2 separate regions of the Homo sapiens genome follow, and region 2 is linked to region 1. A link is a contact called in ENCODE Hi-C data. All regions are on one chromosome and are shown on one strand. The core of a region is the stretch at or near the end of the contact, and the rest is flanking DNA. Distances in the headings are between cores, read along the strand shown.

Region 1 (3,043 bases), core at 140-2,639:
GGTCAGATGGAAGGAGCTCGGCTTCAGGGGGCGTCCGAACGCGAGGGACCCGGGCAAACCTGTCCGCGCGGTTCGTCGCTGCTGCGGCGCCCCGGCCCGTACTACAAGCATTGTTCCCCAAGTCCGAAAATGGGGGTGGAGAGCTGGGGGCTGGGGGACAAGGTGGGGGGGCGGGGGGAGCGAGAACACACTTGGGACAACACAAACCGCAAACCCTCCCCGGATTCTGGGTGTCCTCGTTTCTTTCGTCTCTGCCCCAAGAGAAACCCTGAGCGGGGAACCTGACTCCCACGGGCTTGCAAAATCCAAGACTAGCAAAAATGTGACTCGACCAGTGTGCCTGTGCCGGACGGCCCTTCTCGCCATGTGCAAAAGCCACGCCGGCGCGGACGCCCCCACTCCGCAAGCCCCAGCGGTGGCCTCCCCGCGGGCTTCCCCCGCCCGGGACAGAATGCCCCCTCACCCCCATCCTGACCGCCCCGGACAGTCCAGCAGCAGCGGAGCCCGCCGCCTCGCTCCCGCACCCCGGGGGTGGCGGGTGCAAACTTCCGCGAACAAAAGAGTTGTCTGCAAACGATGCGGGAACTTCGGGGCGAATGGGGCCGCCCGGCTCCCGAGACTCCGCGCCTCCTCCGCAGCGGCTAGTCAGGGCTCAAGTTGAGACGCGGAGAGGACACCCCCGGGCGCAGCAGTCCCCGCGCCCGCCCGCCCTGGCCTGGGGAGCGCAGACTTTTCCGCCGCAGCCAGGCTTGTTCTTCCCCATGCCTGTGCTCTGACAAGTCTCACGCCTGCATCAGGGGCGAGACCGAGCGCCCGGAGAAACCGCCCGACCCAACCCAAAGGCGAAACAAGGCAGAAAAAAAGGAAACCAGCAACATTAGGAAAAAAGAAAAAAAAAAGGCAAGCCCATTGCGCACGCGAGCCGGGCTCCCTCCAGCCAGCGGCCGGGACGCACACGGCCCGGACCTCGCTCGGGGCCAGCCCCCCGGCCACCGCCGCCGCCGCCCGGCCCCGGGTCGCTTACTGTGCGCGGCGGGGCGCTCCGGGCGCGGACCCCGCGCCGTCACCGCCAGCGCTCGCCAAGTCGTCCGGGGTGCCCGCCGCGCGTCCGCCGCGCGCACGCTCGCCTGCCGGCGCCGAGCGCTTTGTACGAGCGACTCCCGGGGAGGAGGAAATCGACTTGTCACTTCCTGAAGTGTTTGCAACTCGTCCCTTTAACCGGCACCGGCCAGGCCGCCCGCACCCGCCGCCGCCGCGGAGCCGCCAGACCGCGGCTGCGTGAACTCGGCCCGGCGCTTAGCGGGCGGTGTCGCGGGCCCGGGCGCTAGGCGCGGCGGCGGCGTGCAGGAGGCAGGCGGCGTGCGGCGGCGGCGGCAGGCGAGTGTGCAGTGCGCGCAGCCGCCGATGGGCGGGGAGTGAGGGACTCGCGGCGCGCCGCCGGCGGGGCTAGAGGGCGTCCTGCGGGCTCAGCCGCGCGCCGCTCGCCGCGCTCGCGCCTGCGAGGCCCCGGGACGCGGGAAGTGGCCCCGGGCCTGGGCCGCGCCACCGCGGCTGCCCGGGCCCCGCGCCAGAGGCCCTACGGGCTTCTCTCCCCGCCCCCAGCACGAGCCGGGATGAAAACGCTGGGCCGCATAGGCTTCAGGCGTCCAGCTTCCGGGTTGTTAGATGCCGAGGTTCAAAAGAAACGATCACTTCAGTGGCGTGCAGGACAGCGGGCGGGTGGGGTCGGGGAGGGGGGACCTTAAAGTGTTGTCACACTTTGGGAAAATAAAGCGCAAATTTCCTAACTCGGGGCGCTGTGACTGTGTACTTCAGAAGCCACATCCAAAATACATGCAACTGGCGAAGGAAGGATTTGTGGTTGCTAAGCAGAGGCAGAGCATGTTTAGTTCTGTAACTTAGGATGTTGACTTAAGTTCAGGAATGTAACCCTGATAGAATAAGCAGAGTATTTTCATTGTGCTGCTCACCTGGGGGAGGGGGATTGTTTTCCTTGTGAAGCCCTAGATTTCCCATTACTCCTTCCTACTGGTGTATGTTATTTTATTGACCTTGTATCCAAAAAGCGATTTTTAAAGAGAAGTTTTTTTAAAACTCCCTATGCCTGTTTTGTGTTCTCCTTTGCCAAAAAAACAAAACACCTCATTACTTTACATGGATTGTGTCTGCGCCATTTGAATGGTTCTATTCATAAATAAGGAAACTTTTTCTGTTGCTTCTAGGAACATTTAATTGGTTTTAATCCAATGTTTCAATCCCAGTATCAAACATAAATGAACAATTAACTTCTTGAGCTTTGTGTGCTTGGGAAACTATTATATTTCATGGCTATTGCTGAAATATTTCAGAATATCATCACACCGGACCCATTCTTTTCAGAAAAGCATGAACTGACATCTCCTTTCACACTACAGCTCGCTCCACTGAGTTCTGCTGCATGATTAGAATGGACAGCAATCAGTGGAAAGGATATGAGTCTATTCATTTCAAGTTACATGATGTGGGATAGAGTCAGTTCATCCTAGAAAGCCAAAATGAGCTAACATACAGAATACAGCATACTAAGATATTGATATCCTTACCCATATACGTTGCTTTTTAAAAATGCATTAAGGACCAATCTTGAAAGGAACAAGATCCAAGAACCGATGGTGAACAAAAGAAGGCCCAAGGAATAATCTAAGAATGCTGCTATGCTTAACGAAAAGAGTCAGTGTTTCCCTAAAGCCATCTGATATCACACAATCACCTCAGCCTTTCAGAGCTTTAAGGACAGAGTTTAATTTACTAACGTTTTATTAGGAAGCCTAGAGTGACTCCTGCTGGCAAACATTCAGTTTATTCCTACAATTACTAGTTCATCAGGTCAACTTAAAAAACAAGATGCAGGGTCCCAGGCCTGGAAACAATTATTACAACCATTATTCTTGTTGCTTTCAGGATGATTTGCGTTTCACATTCCAAGGATGGTGGTCATGGCCAGTTCCTCTGCTGTAACACCTCCTTTCCAACCTAAAGCAGCCTGTTTTTCTGGTTCTGAGGC
Region 2 (3,067 bases), core at 379-2,878, 320 kb after region 1:
CTAATGTCCACGCTAAGATTTTCACACTGTTTTTTGACGTCGACCCCAGAAGCCATGCTCCAAGGCCACTGACACTGCATCAGTGGGCAGCTCAGTGTGCTGCCCCTCTCGCCCCGCCAATTTCCTGCCCGCCCACCCCCACCAGCTCCAGGAGGCGGAATCTGTCAGCTTGTCAGCGTTTGTCTGGATTCACTGGGAGTCAGGAAGGGGCCTGTTTGGGAGCTTGTGTTGGGTCTGGCTTTGCTGATCTTTTGTGGGGAGACACTTAGGATGAAATGGGGTAAAGGACAGAAAAGGCTCACCTGCAGGACCTCGCGGGTTAGCCACGAGTCTGACACACCTGAGCCTGCCCCACTGCCCATCCCTGGAGTCATCCTTCCCGGGGGCCAAAGGCTCTTCCATGTCACTTTAGTTATCATATGGCGGGCAGATTCGAACCGTCTATCCCAGTCACTCTTTTGAAGAGTGAACAATATGGAGAATGTGAACATATGTGGCCACGCAGCTGATGTACACAAGCATTCCCCACAGCCATTTATTTTAAGGCACCGTGTGCTATTTTTATCCTCCACAGAAATGCTGCCAAGGGAATCCGCAGAGGAAAACAAAGCTCTGGAGCTGAGCGGGTTACTCTGACTTCACTCTTCACACGACAAATGATCATAGCATACTATTTGCCACCTTGTCTCAGAGACAAATGTCATGAAATAAGTCACTCGTCATTATTTGAGTTCAAGTACTTTTTCTTAAAACATGGCTTTTAAACAGAAATGCATTTTTCCTTAACTACTGGTCATGATATTCCATTCCCCCCACGTGTGTGTGTGTGTGTGTGTGTGTGTGTGTGTGTGTGTACATGTGTGTGTCTGTTGCGGCTTACCTGCAACACTGGTTCTGAGCAAGTGAAAAACTTGCAAATGTGTTGTGGAAGAGAATGGCAATGCTCATCCCCAGCAGGGAACGTTCCCGAGTTTCCATCTCTGCCTGTGATTATGTGCAGGGCAGTCATGCGGAAGAGGGATTGGGTGTATTCTGCGTGGGCAGAACCATGACCAGGAGAGAGGGGAAGCCAAGAGGAGAGATTGCAGATGGATAAAGAAGTTTCTCACAGTCGAGGAATAAGAAGCACACGGGCAGGCTTCCCCAGAGAGGCCGGTGCCCCAACCTAGAGGACACGAAGCCGAGGCCAGGACTGTGGACCGCAGCTGGAGACCCCTCTTGACCCGCGGGGGCTGGTGTGCTAAGGTGCAAAGGGAGGAAAGAGCAACATGCAGGGTGACACCTGCAGACAGTTCTCCCTGTTCTGGAATCTTCCGGTCGGCCCCAGGGGTGCACGCTAGGGCAGCCCATAGCCAGCCCCTGCTAGATCCCGGCTCCCGGCAACCCTCAATGCTGAACTCTCCCAGGATTCCTGCGGTGGCAAACAGCCCTGGTATGTACCATTTTATTTTCACTCAAAACATCCTTCCTGGGACCATCCCAGCAAGCTGAGCATACTATTTTCAACTAAGGCCCTGGCATTGTCTAGGAATGTTTTCAGGGCTAAGCAAATTGCTAAAGCAAACATCTTATTTTCGTCTGCAAGGACAGCCAAGCGCTGTAAAAATACTTCCCGATAGGACTTCCAGTGGAACGGCCCCCTCTGGTGGCGCTGTTGGCACCAGACACTCTGGTTCAGGGGAAAGCTCTCGCTGGGCATCCGGGGCGACACCCACACTTCCCTTGACGGTGGCTCCACTGGCAGCCGCCCTGCTCCACACCCCTAGCTGCCCCAGGGGAAGGCCAGAGAAGGCCTGTGGACAGGAAGGGGTACAGGCCCTGCAGCGCCAGGAACAGGACCTCCCTCACCTCTCCTCCTCCTTGCTCCAAGGAACAGCCAGTTTGACACCAAATCCCACACATCCCAGTTCCAGGAGTGGCCTGGGACTCAGACACCAGGTGATCTGGGTATGGGAGGATATAACAGCGTCTACGGCAGCAAAGCCTGAGGCCCCCACACCAAGCCAGAGGCAACTGAGAGCTGGTACCACAGGCCAGACGGAGCCCCCGTGCAGCATCCTGGACCTGTGAGCTGGCCTGCATTCCTGGGTTCTCAGATGCACCTCGGTGAGGTGCCACCTCCTCACGGTCACTGCAACTGTCACACCCTTACTGAGAGGAGCAGCTGTAGCAATAAGCAGGCTCCCCGGCTCACGGCATCCTGGACACTGTTCCCGTCACTTTGCATGAATTCACTCATTCCTCCCAACAGTCTTAGGAACCAGGTATGCTTTCCTCATCTAAAATGACTAAACAGAGGCCCAGGGTAGAAAACAACGGGCCAAAGACACAGCTGGGGTGGAGGTGGGACCGAAGCCGGGTAGCCCAGGGATCGTCCACGCCCTGAGTTTGTGATGGACCTAAACTCCTGTGTGTTTCACTTCCTGTTTCAATTGCTAAACCGAGAGGGCCCTTAGCGACTGCTCCCACCAGGGCTGGAGAAGCAGAACCCAGCGGACTCAAAACGGTGCCTACAGGGGAAAACGGGGTGAGCAGGGGACGACTGAGTCCAGCCTCGGTTCTGGACTACTAGAAAGAGGTGCCCCTGAATGGGGGGACACAGGGGTGCTCTCAAAACTCAGCAAATGTTAGTCCTTTTATTTTAGGAAAATACACTGAACTATTTGTTGATGTAATAGAAGCTAGGGTTTACTGTATAATGGCCTAGTAGGGTGTGTCTGTAAGAGAACGCACGTGAAATGAGGGTGATGAGGACATCTGCTTTTTTAAGTCTGTCCTGTTTAAAGCTCTAACACTGTAACGTGGGGACAACTCTGAAGGCTGCGGGGAGGTTCTGGGACAGCAGACACCCGCTGGCAGCACGCAGCAGAACTCAGCGCGAGGGGTTAGAGTTAGGGTTAGGGTCGCTGCCATCAGTAATAAAAAATACGGAGGGACCGGGTGCGGTAGCTCACACCTATAATCCCAGCACTTTGGGAAGCCAAGGCAGCTGGATCACCTGAGGTCAGTTTAAGACCAGCCTGGTCAACATGATGAAACCTCCTCTCTACTAAAAATACAAAAAATT

The links. A loop is a pair of places that touch in the nucleus more often than their neighbours do. Pooled maps may share reads with other maps.
Region 2: a map of ascending aorta shows a loop between it and region 1 (2.1-fold over the local background). The contact joins the enhancer-like site here to the promoter of FAM53B in region 1. A Hi-C loop is called at or near these places in 2 of 168 maps with a recorded cell type or tissue (ascending aorta and chondrocyte), 21 of 37 single-sample maps with no recorded cell type and 16 of 50 pooled maps.

What each region holds. Positions count from the first base shown.
Region 1 is chr10:124,742,989-124,746,031 of GRCh38, forward strand. FAM53B (family with sequence similarity 53 member B) reads right to left here and starts at 1,390. Exons shown (of 5, transcript NM_014661.4): 1 at 1,025-1,390. RefSeq lists silencers at 269-348, 439-648, 969-1,128, 1,179-1,288, 1,309-1,358 and 1 more.
Region 2 is chr10:125,059,648-125,062,714 of GRCh38, forward strand. The region is part of intron 2 of CTBP2 (C-terminal binding protein 2); the gene reads right to left. Among named protein-coding and RNA genes, the nearest start is that of MIR4296, 28 kb to the left of the region's middle. RefSeq lists a silencer at 1,961-2,162 and enhancers at 2,041-2,090, 2,501-2,580. Within about 2 kb of position 1,629, at least 31 of the 41 ENCODE cell types and tissues checked have a DNase peak (open chromatin) inside an H3K27ac peak, as active enhancers do; they include ascending aorta, where a contact is called at or near this core.